Regions from separate parts of the Homo sapiens genome. Here region 2 is linked to region 1. A link is an interaction called in ENCODE POLR2A ChIA-PET data of the cell type or tissue named here. Cell type or tissue: HepG2. All regions are shown on one strand.

Region 1 (8,000 bases):
GATCCCCCTTCTTGCTGATGAGGAAGAAGCAAACTATCAGGTTTGAGACAGATAGCCCCCCCACTTATGAGAGGGCGACAGAATTTGAACTCAAAAAGACCCAACCACAGTCAGGTAGTATTGACCCGGGTGTGGTATTGACCTGGAAGTGGTATTGACCCGGAAGTGGTAAGAACATATAAAACTGGAGCCCTGGTTGTTACCACGGCAACCCGTAGTCTGTTGCATGCTGAGTTTGGGGGAGCAGAAGAGTCTCGCGGGGATAGTCAGTGCGCAGGGAGACTAGCACAGGCCGGCAGAGAAGTGACCCAGCCCCGGATTGCCTGGTAACCTTCCGTTCCCAGGAGGCTGCTGTGAGGCTCCTCTGGTAATCAGTTCCCTGAGTCCAGGGTTTCCTAATAGGAGCCCGTCTCCCTCCGGTTCACTTGAAGGGCTCTCTGCTTCTTTCCCTCAAACAGGCTTCATGGAGTATAATGGACCCACAGCCATCTCCTTCCCCAACACCAACTCTGCCTGCATTTTAGGCCAGGTTTGTAGGAGAGTTGAATGAAGATTGAATGAATGAATGATGAAAAGTACAAAATGCCATCACTTCACTTCTTTCAGGAAGACCCAGGACACTCTGCTGCATCCTCCACCTGTTTGTGAATTAAATGTCCATGATGGCTTTTACTAAGCACTTACTATGTGCCAGGCACTGTGCTGAGCTCTGCACCTTTAAGAGGCAGCAAGTCGTGACTGGTTCAGAGCTGGCTCAGAGCTGCCTGAGTTGGAAGCCTCGGATAGGAAAATGGAAGCTTAAAGAGGTTAAGCCCTGGCCAAGCACAGTAGCTCGTGCCTGTAATTCCAGCACTTTGGGAGGCCAAGGCGGGAGGATCACGTGGGCCCAGAAGTTCAAGACTAGCCTGGATAACAAAGTGAAACCTCATTTCTACAAAAAATTTAAAAATTAGCCAGGTGTGGTGGCACACGCCTATAATCCCAGCTACTCCGGAGGCTGAAGCTGGAATATCGCCTGAGCCCACAAGTTCAAGGCTGCAGTGAACTATGATCATGCCACTGCGCTCCAGCCTGAGTGACAGAGCAAGACCCTGTCACTAAAAAAGTTGGGGAGGGGGGTCAAGCCCTCTGCTGAGCTAGTAATAGTGGGACTGAGGTTCAAGCCCATGGCTGATTCCAGATCCTGTTTACAGAGCCGTTATGTGACGTAACTAAAGTGTTGATTATGCATCGACTAGGCACACCATGCAAGGTGCTGCGGATGCTGCTGTCACCAACACACCCAGTCCTGGCCCACAGGGGGCTGCCACCCCAGCCCCCAGTGCTCTCCCTGGATCCTGAATCCTAGCTATCCCTTCAGAGCCACCCCTCTGGCTTCCAAGCACCTGCACTACCCACTCCCACCCCTCCCTGGAAGGGATGGCGCAGCCTGGGAGCCAGCTGCTCTGGGGGGCTCAGACCTGTGGGCTGGATTGTCCATGTGTCAGGGAAGGAAAGGGAAGCCCATGGCAGGAGGGACACCCTCTTATGGGTGGTAGCAACTCCATGGAGCCCAGGCTGCATCGTTCACTGAGGCTGCTAATGTTTGAACCTATCTTTGAATAAGATCCACCCTCTTGCACTGGCAAGTCCAAGCTGTAGTAAACCCTGAGGGAGACCCACAGTCCAGCTGCAAGGCCCTGCCCCACTCTTGGCCGCTGGCAGAAGCTCCAGGCTTGCCGAGGGGTGCCACGTAGCAGAGGCAGTCTCCGCCTCTAGCCCATCCCACTCCTTCATCTGCTTCTCGTTAGCTTCAAAAGTAAGGCCTGGCGCTGTGCCCTGGGCAGGAGGGAGAGCTTGGTGTGGCCGCTCAGAGCTTCACCTCCCTTGCCTGGGGTTTCTCTTCTCCTGCCCCATCCATCGTCAGCACAGCTGACTGCTTCTGGGGCTCCTCTGTCTACCTTCCCCACGTTCCAGCACCCCCCTTCCCCTGCCCCTCTGTAGCAACCGCCTCCCTGCAAAGCCCCACCCACCCACACACTCATACACACACCCCTCTCACTCCCCTGGCACTCAGTCCCTCCAAGCTTCCTTCCTTATCCCTTTAGAGCCCTGCAGCCCTCAGGCAGTGTAGCCCAGAGGTTCAAGGGCATTCGCTCTGGTATCAGAAGGGTCTGGGTTCAAATCCCTTGTGCACTGCTTGCTGGCTGTGTGACTTTGGGCAAGTTGCCTAATCTCTCTGGTCCTCAGTTTTTGCATCTGTAAAATGGGGATGATATTAACAGTACCTACTTCATAGGGTTATCTTGAGGATTAAATAAAATAGTACAAGTAAAGGTCCCAGCATAAAATCAGGGCTGATCCACCTTAGGTATAAAAAGGATAAATTAGGACTTGGAATCTTACTCTTCCTAAGGAGACCTGCAGTTGGCTAAAGGAGGACCTGCCTTCAGGGACAGAAATTCAGGTTTTGTTTTAGAATAGGCCTGAGGGAGTAGGAAGCTGGAGGAACCTGTCTCTATATTCTGGATACCTCAAAGACAGTTAAATTCTGCCGTGGTGAGCATTTATTGAGCACTATCTGTGTGCCAGGCACTGTGTGGGGAAACCACAATCCCTGCAGATCAAGGAGCTCAGATTCTAGTGCCAGAAAAAAATGTAAAGAGAAAGGGCCACCATGCCACCCACTGAAGACGGCAAGGGAAGAGGCCAGAAAGTGCTACGAACAAGGAGGAAACAGCTCCAAGTTGTTGGGCAGTCGGGCGCTGGGTCTCAAAGGAGGGCCACTTGCATGGACAGAAGGTACCCCTCTTACTGAGCACTGGGGGCCTGGTGGGTCCCCTGTGCTCTCCAGGAGAAGCAGGCAGAATTCCTAAGCCCCGTTAGGCCAATGAGGAAGTTGAGGCACCGAGAGTAAGGGGCATCTGCTTCCCCACCAGCTGACTTCTATTCTAGAAAGGAATGTTCTGCACAACCCCAAACCGTCAGCTCTTTCTGCTTGCAAACTTGGCAGGAGTTTGCAGGGAACACAAAGAAGAGAGGGGGAGGAGCAAGGTGGATCAGCCGGGCTGGCTTGCCCAGGGCCTGGCACAGAGGATGGACTTTGTCCCACGTGGGTGAGGGGCGTTCACACACAGGCGTCCACACCCCCACGTTGCTCCACCAGGCAGAAGGCCAGATTTTGTCCTTGTAATTCCCAGAACTGCCCTGAAACAGGACTGCTCACTACTGTGCATGGTTTAAAATGCAGTGGGGGGTTTTGGGGAGTTTTTTCGTTTGTTTTGATACGGGGTCTCACTCTGTCACCCAGGCTGGAGTACAGTGGCATGATCATGGCTCACCACAGCCTCAACCTCCCGGGCTCAGGTGATCCTCCCATCTCAGCATCCCGAGTAGCTGAGACTATAGGCACTTGCCACCATGCCAGGCTGATTTTTTCCATGTTTTTTGTAAAGACAGGGTTTTACCATATTGCCCAGGCTGATCCACCCACCTTAGCCTCCCAAAGTTCTGAGATTACAGGCATGAACCACGGTACCTGGCCAAACATGCAGTAGTTTTAAAAGAAGCCTGCTCAGGGAGAGGAGAAATGAGTCCTGTCAGATCTGCTCCCCCTGGAGAATGGCTTCCTCACCAGCCCAGCCCCTGTCTGTGCCCAGGGGGAAGCAGGCATGAGGAGGACCAAGGGGGCACTGCCATGTACTGGCCCCGAGTAAGCCAGGCAGGCCCTCTGCTGGGATCCTCACAGATGTCAGTCTCCTCGATCCTTAAAATCAGAGCTCTGGAGTCAGTCTCTTGACAGCAAGCCAAGTGGAACGCCTGTGTCTGAGCAGTAGGGCAGAGACCCCGCTCTGCCTGAGCAGCGGAGACATCTCAGATCTCGCGGTTGCAGAGGATCTGCTTCCCCCTCAGATGCCTGCAGGGGGAAAGAAGCGGAGGCAGGGGGAAAGAAGCGGAGGCAGGGGGTTGTCCTGGCTCACTCTGAGCCCGCCTGGCCTGGGTAGCAGGAACAGGAACTCCATAGTGGGGACGAGGTTAGAGAGGAGGTGCTAGCCGGCTGCAGCCCCTCACAGGCAGGGCAGCCAGTTACATCTGAATTACAGATAAACCAGAAATACTTGTAGTTTAAGCATGGCCCAAGGACTAGGGCAGTGGCAGTGGGGGTAAAGAAGGGGAGAGGTTTAAGATTGTATTTGAAGGAACTGAAATCAGGATCTTGAAGAGATGATATCTGCGCACCCAGGTTCATTGCGGTGTTACTCACAAATGGCCAAGATCTGGAAACAACCTAAATGTCCGTCAGTGGAAAAATGGATAAAGAAATTGTAGTATACACCTATGAGGGAATATTATTCGACATTTAAAAAGAAGGAAATCCAGGGCCAGGGTGGTTGGTCACACCTGTAATCCCAGCACTTTGGGAGGCCAAGGCAGGAGAATCAATCACTTGAAACCAGAAGTTTGAGACCAGCCTGGGCAACAAAGCAAGATCCTGTCTCTACAAAAAATTTAAAAATTAGCCGGGTATCATGGCGCATGCCTGTAGTTTGAACTGCTCAAGAGGATGAGGCAGGAGGATCACTTGAGCCCAGGAGCTGGAGGCTGCCCTGAGCTATGACAGCACTGTTGCATTCCAGCCTGGGCAACAGAGCGAGACCCGGTATCTAAAAAAGAGAAAGAAAGAAGAAAGGAGGGAAGGAAGGAAGGGAGAGAGGGATCAATCCTGCCATTTGTGACAACATGGATGGACCTGGAGGACATGATGAGATCCTGAAGTAACTCAGACAGAGAAAATCAAATACTGCTCTTTCTCTCTTATACATGGAACGGAAAACAGCCAAACTCATAGAAGCAGAAAGTAGAATGATGATTGCCAGGGACTGGGAAGAGGGGGAAACAGAGTGATGTTGGTCAAAGGGTACAATGTCTCAGTTACGCAGGATGAATACATTCTGGAGATCTACTGTACAACTAGGGCCTGTGATTAACAATACTGTACTGTACACTTACACATTTGCTAACAGAGTAGATCTCATGTTTAGTCCTCTTACCACATAAGGAAATGAAAAAGAAACAGAGGAGACGGAAGGACACTTAGAGTGATGGATAAGTTTATGGCCTTGATGAATGTTTTCGCAGGTGTGTACATATCTCCATCCATCAAGTTGTATACATTAAATATCTACAGGCTGGGCGTGGTGGCTCATGCCTGTAATCCCAGCACTTTGGGAGGCCATGGCGGGTGGATCACTTGAGGTCAGGAGTTTGAGACCACCTGGGCAACATGGTAAAACCCCATCTCTACTAAAAATGCAAAAATTAGCCAGGCATGGTGGCTCATGCCTGTAATCCCAGCTACTCGGGAGGCTGAGGTATGAGAATCATTTGAACCTGGGAGGTGGAGGTTGCAGCAAGCCGAGATCACACCACTGCACTCCAGCCTGGGAGACAGAGCAAAGTTCCGTCTCAAAACAAACAAAAAAAAAACCTACAGCTTTTTGTGTGTCAATCATACCTCCACACTATGGTTTAAAAAAAGCATGTGATTTGGAGATGGATGCTCTGTGGATTGGTAATAAGTTAGATGTAGGAGACAAGGACATGGGAGAAATCAAGAACAACCCCCAGGCTTCAGGCTTGAGCTACCTCTGGGTTCATGGGACCACTTACTGGGGATGGGAGGGCAGGGCAGGATCAGACTAGAGAGGGGAACCAAGGCTTCTGTTTCTGGTGCTGTTAAATTTGGGAGGATTATTTGAGCCTGAAGTGGAGATTATGGTTATCCAAGCCTGGAGATTCCGGAATTAAGGGAAGGTCTGGCTGTGGCGTTACCAGCACCTGGGTGGAATTTAAAGCCATGGTTCTGGATGCAACCTTGTAGGAAGTGAGAGTTCAGAGAGCAGAGACAACTGTCCAGAGCTAGACCTTGAAGACTCCTCAACGCTGAAGGTCACCGAGAGGAGGGACAGCCAAGGAAACTGAGTCGCAGCAGCCGTGGAGGCAGGCGGGTGAGCACAGAGGGCAACAGAGGGGAGGTTTCTCTGAGCAGCGGGGGTGGCCGCGTTGGATGTTACTAGGAGGACTGATAAGATGGGAAGGGGCAGCCAAAGCCAGCCTGCAGTGAATTGAAGGGGGAACATGAGGAGAGGAAGCCGAGGCAGCCAACGTACCCACCACCGTCAGGAAGCCCTGCAGTGCTGGCTGGGGCAGGGGGCAGATTGAGTAGAGGCCACCGGAGGGCCAGTAAGATTGGGCAGGTCTTCATCGGTGACCTTTGGATGGGTTCCCTGCCTGGAAACATAGAGACAAATCCTGACTGCCCTTGAATTGGCAGTGGGACCTCAGGCAAATTGAGTTGAGTGAGAGATAGTATATAAGGGTGTTTTAATGTGTGCTGAGTGATACAGAGTGGGAGGGATGAACACCCCATGGTAGGTACATGCACACAGGGGGACCCCGCTCAGCAACAGCAGGGGACAAGCTACTGAAACCCACAGCAACGAGGACAGATTTCAGAATCGCTACAGGGAGGGAAAGAAGCCAGAATTCAGAAGGGCACCTGCAGTACAAATCATTTCTAAGAAGTTTTAGAACAGGAAACACTCATCTATAATGAAATAAAAACCTGAACAGGGGTTGCCGCAGGGGGCAGTGTGGGGGTGGCCTGACTGGCAAGGGACACGAAGGAACCTTCTGAGGGGACGGGAACATCCTTCCCTTGGGAGGAGTCTGATTTAACAGATGTCTGCATTTGTCACAATCCAGCAAATGGTGCACTTAAGATTGGAACATTTCACTCTATGTAAATTTTACCTAAAATGAACTATAAAGGCATTCCTGAATGCTACTTAATGATATACATGTGGAGACCTTTGGGAGTGAAGTGTACTGAGGTTTGTGGCTCCCCTTGAAAGGTGGAAAACAATAAGATGAAGTAATGGGTAGATGCAGAGCTGTGTGATGAAGAGATACAGTAAAATGCCATCTAGGGGGTACATATGTGGGTGTTCACTGGAAAATGCATTCAACTTTTCTGTGTGTTTGAAAATCTTTATAATAAAATGTTGAGGGGAAATTTAAAAAAAAGGATGTGAAACTACTTTTCTTTTCTTTTTTTTTTTTTTTTTTTGAGACAGAGTTTCGCTCTTTGTTGCCCAGGCTGGAGTGCAGTGGTGTGATCTCGGCTCACTAAAACCTCCGCCTCCTGGGTTCAAGAGATTCTCCTGTCTCAGCTTCCCAAGTAGCTGGGATTACAGGCACCCACCACCACACCCGGCTAATTTTTGTATTTTTAGTAGAGACAGGGTTTCACCATGTTGGCCAGGCTGGTCTTGAACTCCTGACGTCAGGTGATCTGTCCACCTCGGCCTCCCAAAGTGCTGGGTTTACAGGTGTGAGCCGCTGCGCCTGGCCAAGAAGACTTTTCATCCAATGCAAAGATACTTGTTGGGCACCTGCCATTATGTCAGGTGCTGCAAGGCAGGGGACGCAGTGCTGATGGAGATGTCCAAAGCTATGGCACGAGGCATCATCCAAGTGACAGGCAACTGAGCCAGCTCCTCAGAGCAGAGCGCTGTCGTTGTCCCTTCTCAGAGAGGACACCCAGGGCCAGAGGCAAAGGAGGAAAGCACAAGTGGGTCTGCTAGGAACTAATTTAAAGAAGCAAGTCAGCTGGGCTCGGTGGCTCACACCTATACTCCCAGCGCTTTGGGAGGCCAAGGCAGGAGGATCACGAGCCCAGGCATTCAAGGCCAGCCTGAGCAGCATGGCAAGACCCTATCTCTACAAACAAAAATTAAAAAAAAAAAAAAAAAAAAGAACAAGTCTCTGGGGCCTGTGCAAAGGGCAGCAGGGTGACTGGGTCCCCGGAGATTTGGGTTGGGATATTCAACACGTGCCTCGGAGAATGAAAATACAGTCAGGTTTGGGAACAACCACTTCAACCCCAGGGGTTGAAATATGCCCCCATCTAACTGCCCACTGCTCGGGGCTTCTGAACGTTTCAGCCCCTCCGTTATAAA
Region 2 (8,000 bases), 51 kb before region 1:
GCTGGGCATCGTGGCGGGCACCTGTAATCTCAGCTACTCAGGAGGCTGAGGCAGGAGAATCACTTGAACCAAGAGGCAGAGGTTGCAGTGAGCTGAGATCTTGCCACTGCACTCCAGCCTGGGCGACAGAGGGGGAAAAAAAAAGATCTTGCTGGAAAAGGTGAGGTGGGCTCTAATGATGAAGGGACTTGAGAGCAAAGCTGGGGGGTTAACATGGTTAAAAGAAAAACTTTAGACACATTTAACAAAGTTTAATTGAGCAAGGAAGAATTCTTGAATTGGGCAGCCCCCAAACCAGAATAGGTTCAGAGAGACTCCAGTGCTGCTACGTGGTCAGAGAGGATTTATGGACAGAAAAAAGAAAGCTGCAGCCAGAAGAAGGAAATGTGGTACAGAAACAGCCGGACCGGTTACAACTGGGAGTTTGTCTTACTTAACAGTTGGCCACTTGTGATTGGTTGAAGCTGGGTGATTGGCACAAGAGTAGGTTACAGTCTGTTTACACATCCAGCTAGGTTACAGTTCACTGTGTCTGGAGAAACCTTTAGGCCTAACTTACAAGATGCAGCTTTAGGCCAAACCTAAAAAACATTTACTACGGAGGGCGTCAGAAGGCTTTTGAGCAGGGATTGACATGATCTGGAAGGTGCATTGGAAGTGGGGTGAACTTGGAAAGTGGGACCCCCTGAAAGGAGACAAGGAGGTGGGACTGCCGATGGAGCAGAGGAGAGTGGGCCCAGCTGCATAGATTGGCTCTACCGTGGAGATGTCAAAGGTGTGGGCTGCGAGGCTGAAAGCCAGGATAGGGGATGATTTGCTCGGAGGAGCTGTTCTCCAGGGAAATCAGAAATCTTCATGGTCAAGTCTTGAAAAGTTTTGGTCTCCAGACAAAGGTTTCCAGTGGCAGCTCCTGGGGAGAATCTGGAAGCTAGGGACTTCCCCAAGGCCTTCTTTCCAGTAAGCAGCCCCCTGCAGCCACCGCACAGACCCCCTCAGGCCTCAGGTCCCTCTTGGGCCCGTCTCCACTGTGACAAGGGGAAGCCAGGACAGGGAAAGCTCACGGTGAGTTTGAACTTGAGATGCCTGGGGCTGGCAGATCAGTGCTTTGTTCCTCTGTCCTGTAGTATTCCACCAACCCCCTGGCACTGTCCTGAATGACACGTGTGTTCCTTACACACGTGCCATGCTCTACAGCCCATCTAGTGCGTCGGGAGGCAGCATCCCATTTAATCCATGCACATCCTGTCTGAGAGTCGCTATTTATAAGCCCATTTCATAGGTGAAGGAGCTGAGGCCCAAAGAGGTGAGAGACTTCAACAGGCAGTATGTGGCAGAACGAGGGCTCACAGGGCCTAACGCTTGCGCCTTGGAAGGTTCAGCCTGTCTGGGGACACAAAACTTGCACTCACGAAATAACTGGAGGGAAATAACTGGAGGGAAATAAAGAAGAGCTCTTTCTGGGGTCTTTTCCAACTCAACAACCCTGACGACCCCGGCTCTAGAAAAGTCCCTTGGGGAACCCTGCCAGGACAACCTGTTTCATCTCTAAGTGTTTATTACACAAACATATCTCTTATCCTTGATCCAAATGAAATCACCGCCATTCATATGTAACCAGGATATAACTGGGCCATGCTGGGGCCCATCTAAACACAGTGGCCTTTGAATAAACACAGACCTCTCCCAAAGCCCTGAAAACCTTTTTTTTTCTCAAGTCTCTTGAGCAGGCAAACATAGGAGGAGAGGAAAGAGTTGGGGGTCGGGAGCCATGTGCCAAACCCAACGCTGCCCACTGCAAACTTCTTACAGAGTCCTTCTGTCCGTCTCTGTCTCCAAAGCCCACGCCACAGGGCAGGGGCTCACCCAGCCCTCCCTCTCACCCTCAAACTCTCCGCCCTGCCAGCGTCCTGTCTCACTCCCCCTTCTCCCTCCTCCCCCTCCTACAAGCCCTCTTCCAGAGGTTTCCCTTCTGAGAGCAGCTCTAGAGGCTTTATTTTGAAAATCAAGGTAGCCCATTACCCCAGTTAGCACAACGAAGGGCTGGGTTAGGAAGTGGGTGCCTCCTCCAGAGGCCAAGGGAGAGGGGAAGTGTTTGTGGAAGTCCCTTCTTTTACCAGGTGTGGTGAAAAAGATGCTGAGCGGCAGCTAAGGGTACCTGGACTTAGCTCAGTCATTAAGTGTGCGACCTTGAGTAGGTGATTTCACCCTTGGACCTAAGAATAGAAACTGGGTATAGTGGCTCCTCCCTGAGGAGAGTACAGGGAAGAGAGACGCAGTGAACTTTGAACCCACTAGGTTTGGAGATGAAGAGTGGTTCCTGCCAATGGCACAGCCTTCATCTGATCATAAGGAAACAGACAGACCTGAACTTGAGAGCATTTCCTGAAACAATGGGTCCTTTAAAATGCCAGGGCCATGAAGGACAAAGGAAAAAGACCAAGAGACAAGACAGTGGAGGGCAGGGTGTAATCCGGGATCAAATCCTTGACGTGGGGAGGGAGTTTCTATAAGGGACTGTACATCAGATAGTAGCTATGAGTCAGTGTTCTATCTCTTGAATTTGATAAATTGCACCGCAGGTGTGTAAGAAGATGTCTTCATGTTTAGGAGATAGATGCTGAAATATTTAACGATAAAGGGGCAGGAGGTCTCCAACTTTCTAAAGTGTTTCAGAAATTAATAACAGTTTGCGTATATATATGTGAATACGTGTATATACACACATATATAAGAGAGAGAGGCAAATGTTACAAGTTGGGAAACCTGGATGATTTTTGTCTCATTTTTATAAGTTTTTTTCTAAGTGTGAAAGTATTTCAAAACAAAAAGTTAAAAAATAAAAATTGAAAAAAGCAGCGATACATAAGCGCTCTGAGTTTTATGAATTTTAATCAATTAAAGAAGCTTGTTGTTACTCCATTCAGTCATTCATTCAACAAATATTGGCTGAGCTCCTACACTGTGTGGGACACTGTGCTAGGTGTCAGGATGCAGCGAACAAAAGGCCCGGCCTAGCGACCAGACCAAGGTTGGGTCTGCAGTGCATTCCAGGGGCCTCCCCATAACCCCCAACCCCTCCCGCTTTGAGACCCAGGCTCTCCTTGCCCTAGAGGCCAGGCTGTCCCTGCTGCCAGGGGGCCCTTCCTGAGAACTGCCCTCACCTGAAGAGACCCACTTTGACCAAGCTTATGTCCCCTCCTGGCATCCAATGTCTGGTCATTTGGGCCCCCTTGCCTGGACTGGAATAACTCCAAAGACTATCCCAGCTTCAGATCTCCCACAGGGCCAGCTCCAGCCCTCATGGTGACAACATCGCAGTTCAACTCCTCCCTCTGCCCAAGAGCACTGTCCGAAAACTTCCTGCATATAACCTCTGTCTCAGAGTTTGTGTCCGAGGAACATGGTCATTACAGAGTCCCAACAGGAAACAAATGTCACAATCAAATTAAGAGAATTCCAGATGACTTATTAAAAGGACTGTTTACAAAGGTATGGGCAGGGTGTATAAGACCACCAAGAAAAATGCAGTGACCTGGGGCTAGGAACAATTAAGCCTTTACCAAAGGAGATAGCTACGTGGAAAAGGCAACCGTTGGCGGAGTAAGGTCCTTCAGCTGAGACTCAACCAGCCCGAGATGACCCAGCAGAGACGGAGCCACAGGAATAAGCAAATGCCTTTCCTCACTCTCCTCGTCCCCTTCCTGCTACTCCTGCCCGGGCCCCCCATTGGCCACACCCAGCCGGAAGTCTGAAGAAGGATGAGGGTGGCTCTGGTGGCGGACGGAAGACCTCAGTACAGAGTCCCATACAGCACCCGAGCTTGACCCCTCTGGGAGTGTCTGATGAAAGCTCTGGACTCTCCCCAGGAAATGGATCATAAATACACACACACAATTTTACACTTAATTTTAAGGAATTCATGGCTGCTCTCCCAGGAAGCCCAGGCACCCGAGATTAAACACCACAGTGCTATGAAGTGGTAGAAGCAGAGGCACAAAACACGAGTGATTGAAGAAGGGAAGAGAAAAGCAGAAAGAAAGGGAGGGGCACTGATGTCCTCATCTTACAGAGCTGGGAATCAGCGACTGCTGTCAGAAGAGGAAATGCTCATGCAGGAGTCAAAAATAGTCATGAAAGTTCAGACATTGGGAGTAGTGAGCTAAATGCTCATCTTAGGTATTGGGGAGTGAATAGCTGTTGTCTAAAGATGGTAACTGAGGAACGGAGGTATAAGTATGTGATTTGGAGTGTGGAGAAAATCCATAAACAGCAACTGGCAAAAGATGCTGTCTTGGGGGAGTAGGACTGGGAGTGAACAGGGGCAAGTACAGCAGGAGAGACACGATTGCTTTTCATTGTAAGCCTTTCTGATGTAACTGAGTTGTTGCCACTATATAACACACACACACACACACGCACACACATATGTGTCTGTGTGTGTATATATATAACTTTGATAAGTATAATTTTTGTAAAGAAACCTTTCCCTATTAGGATCTTCCAGCACGTCTAACCTCACAAGGCCTCAGAGCCAGTTCAACACACATACCCTTCCAGCAGACTGGCCTGTGCCCACCTGCAGAGCAGAAGTGGCCCTGCTTCAGCCACCTATTTCTGAGTCACAAAATACTCTGAAACTTGGTGACTCAAAACGACAAAAATGTATCATTTCTCTCCATTCTGTGGGTTGACCGGGTGTTTCCTTTGCTTTGCCTAGTGTTAGCTGGGACCCTGGGATGGCTGGAAGGTTACAGAATTGCCTCACTCACATGGCTCCACCGGGCTACTGGCTGGGGATCTGCGGAGCTGTTGACTGGCAGCCTTGGTTCCTCTGTGTGGGCCTCTCCACTTGGCTGCCTGGGCTTCCTCACAGAATGGCAGTGAGGGTCCAAGAAGGAGCCATTAAAGAAGTAAAGGCAGAAGCTGAAAATGACTGAAACCATTATACTTATATAGCATCACTTGCACTGCATTCTACTCATTAAAAGAAGTCAAAGGTCACCTCAGGTCCAAGAGCAGGGAATTAGATTCAATCTCTGAATGATAGCAGTGGCAGAAACAGGAATGCTTCATGGCAGAGGGAAAATACTCCACAGGATGCTCCCATTGCTCCAACAATTCTGCCACCAGCCACACCTCCACGGACTGCCTGCTGGAGACTTCCCATCCAAACTTGTGCTTCTGCACACGTCCCAGCCCTCTCAGATGCATCCTCTCTCTCAGTCTTCTCTGTCCCGTGCAACCCATGGTTCTAGATTGACATGGTCACCTTGGCTTTCGGTGTTTTTATTGTTATCTTAACCTTCATCAGATTTTATTATTTATTTATTTTTTTAAATTTATAATCATCTTCTTGGAGAATGATTCACCAAATTTTAAAATCCCAGACAATATAAACTAAGTCTTCCAAAATACTCTGTATATCCTACTGAACATCATTTCCATCCCTCCCACTGAGAATTATAGTGAACAGATGCAATCAATGTTTAAATTATGTATCTATGAATATGTAATTTATATATCCATACTTACAAGGCTGCCACATTGCATAACTCCAGGGAGGCACTTTTATGTTATAGGCTATGCAAATGGTGTCCCCTGGAGGTATGCAGTACGCAGCTCATACAACTGAACATGGCCTTCCTGGATATGGGTGCTTGGTAAGAGCATATCTTTTATTCGACCTCTCTAGTGCATACTCATTTTAGGGCAGTGGCTCTCAATCTGCACATTATAATCACCTGGGCAGGCCACACTGCCAAGCACTAAAATCTGAATCACCTCGCGGTGGGACCCAGGCATTGGCGTATTTAAAGTTCCCTAGGTGATTTTAACATGTAGTCAAGGTTTAGAACCAGTACTCTCAGGGGATGCGTACAGAATCCTTGAAAAGGGTTTTGTCTTTGGTAAAAGTGTAAAAATAATTGGCATTCATGTATAGAAAAAAAATAGAAAGTTGCAGGAAACTCTAAAAAACAAAATAAAACAAAACCAGTTCCATGCACTGAAGAAAATCCCTGTTGGGGTTTTTCTTTCTTTTCTCCATGAATATCCTTTGCCCCCTGCAGTCACACAGTGCAGAAAGCTTTGCTGGGCTTCACCCTGCCTCTCACTTCAGGTGGAAGGTGGAGAGGGATCATGGGGCTGTTGTTGGTGAACTTTGCTTTTCCCTCTGGCCTTAGGCCAAAAATGTGAGACTTTTTTGTTTGCAGAGATTGTCCTGTTCATCCCTTAAACAACCTTTCCTGGCCCAACGGACACTGTAGGACTTAGCTGGGTCAATGTCATGGTCTATACCTTCTGTGGCCTAAGCTGGCTCCAGACATTGGAGAGAGAATTGTATTAGCCTTGCTGGGCCTCGGCCCTGCCTTCTCCATGGGACATCTCCAGTGCAGGACCCTGGCTGATGGCCAGGCCTCTGCACATCCATTCTGTCATTATCCGGAGCAACCGCCCGCACCTCAGCCCCAAGTCTCCCACCTCATTTTGTTGGGTCCCTTGTTCCTGACCGGATACCTAGTCTGGTTCTCCTCTTCCTCTCCTAGGAACTTGCTTGCTCCTTTGGGAACTCTGAGCCTCAGACCTGGCAGAGCAGGAGTGTTACCCACTGGCAACATCCAGCTGGCCCCATCGCTGACCACCTACGACCTTTGGGACGTTTGGCTCCTTATCTTGACCCTGGGCTTGACCTGCTATTGCTGCACCATCAGAGAGAACCTTCCTCAGCAGCCAGCCCCGGAGTTCCTCTACTCCCACCTCCACCCTGGCTCTGGCCCCGCCTTCTGTGATGTGAGGGATTCATGAGTGCATTTGCTCTCTCCACAAATGTTTACTGACAGCCAATTATGCACCAGGCACGGCGCTTGGTGCCCACATTAGAAGAGGTTCCTCCCTCCTGGAGCAGACAGCGAATACACTGTCCCTGAGAGGGGTGTTACCAGGTGATAGGACCCTGCCTGGGATTTGGCGACCACTTCCCAGAGGAAAAGGGGCTGGGAGCCAAGACATGCAGGATGATGAGTAGCTGATGGGGTAAGGGAGCAAAAGCCTTCCAGAGAGAGGGAATGGCACATCCAAGGGTCTGTGCGGAGGCTGGAGGGAGGCCATCGTGGTGGGGTCTCTCCAAGCCAGAGAGTAGAACCAGGTGAGGCTGTGAGGTGGGCCGGGCCAGAGCACTAGATCCTGTGGGCCAAGCAAGATCTTAGTTGGCCTTCCAAGACCCTTCCACGGTTTCTAGGCAAGAGAGTGACACAATCAGACACACCCACTGATCAAACTATCCAGCTACAGATGCAGGAGACACCATTAAACACTCCCCTTGTATCATCTGTGGAAGGAGACAGACACTGGGAATGTGATTTGCCTGCCAGGATGGGAACTGGGTCACCCACTGAGGGGCAAGAGAAGAAGAAAGACTCCAGTGTGTGTATGTTCGTACACCTTCTTTGCCAGGCATGGTGGCTCACTTCTGTAATTCCACTGCTTTGGGAGGCTGAGATGGGAGGATTGCTTGAGGCCAGGAGTTCAAAACTAGCCTGGGCAACATAGTGAGACCCCACCTCTAAAAAAATAGAAAACAATTAGCTGAGTGCATTGGCACACATCTGTAGTCCTAGGTACTCAGGAGGCTGAAGTAAGAGGATCACTTGAGCCCAGGAGTTCAAGGCTGCAGTGAACTATGATTGAGCCACTGCACTCCAGCCTAGAGGACAGAGTGAGACCCATCTCTAAAAAGGACACACATGCACACAAATAGAATAAAAATTATGATTAATCTTGTCCCTTCAAAAAAGCTTGACTTTGCTATGGTTTGAAGGTTTGTCTCCTTTGAAATTCATCTTAAAACTTAATTCCTAATATGGCAGCATTGAGAGGTGGGGCCTTTAAAAAGGGACTGGATCATGAGGGCCATTCGTGTATTAATAGGTTCTTGGGTTATCATGGCGGTCGGTCATTAAAAAGCCAGCTTGACTCTTGCTCCTACCTCTGCCACAAGATCC

The links. ChIA-PET counts read pairs that join two places held together with the same protein. Peaks named below come from ENCODE experiments on the same cell type or tissue, not always from the same donor. Only the 100,000 strongest peaks of a DNase experiment are listed, where the experiment ranks them.
Region 2: POLR2A ChIA-PET joins it to region 1 with 12 read pairs; 6 of 35 experiments call an interaction of 5 or more read pairs at or near these places.

The regions. Positions count from the first base shown.
Region 1 is chr20:17,872,395-17,880,394 of GRCh38, forward strand. It overlaps LOC105372548 (a long non-coding RNA gene), which reads left to right and starts at 242. Exons shown (of 4, transcript XR_937297.3): 1 at 242-326; 2 at 459-529; 3 at 5,861-5,987. RefSeq lists an enhancer at 3,459-4,361. In HepG2, no CTCF peak of the experiment used is centred here; DNase peaks (open chromatin) are centred at 1,097, 1,787, 3,097, 5,467 and 1 weaker place; H3K4me3 peaks cover 1,909 bases.
Region 2 is chr20:17,821,686-17,829,685 of GRCh38, forward strand. LOC107985440 (a long non-coding RNA gene) reads right to left here. Exons shown (of 3, transcript XR_001754511.2): 2 at 7,985-8,000. Among named protein-coding and RNA genes, the nearest start is that of BANF2, 130 kb to the left of the region's middle. In HepG2, a CTCF peak has its summit at 5,588 (motif pointing left); DNase peaks (open chromatin) are centred at 456, 3,766, 4,694, 6,196 and 1 weaker place.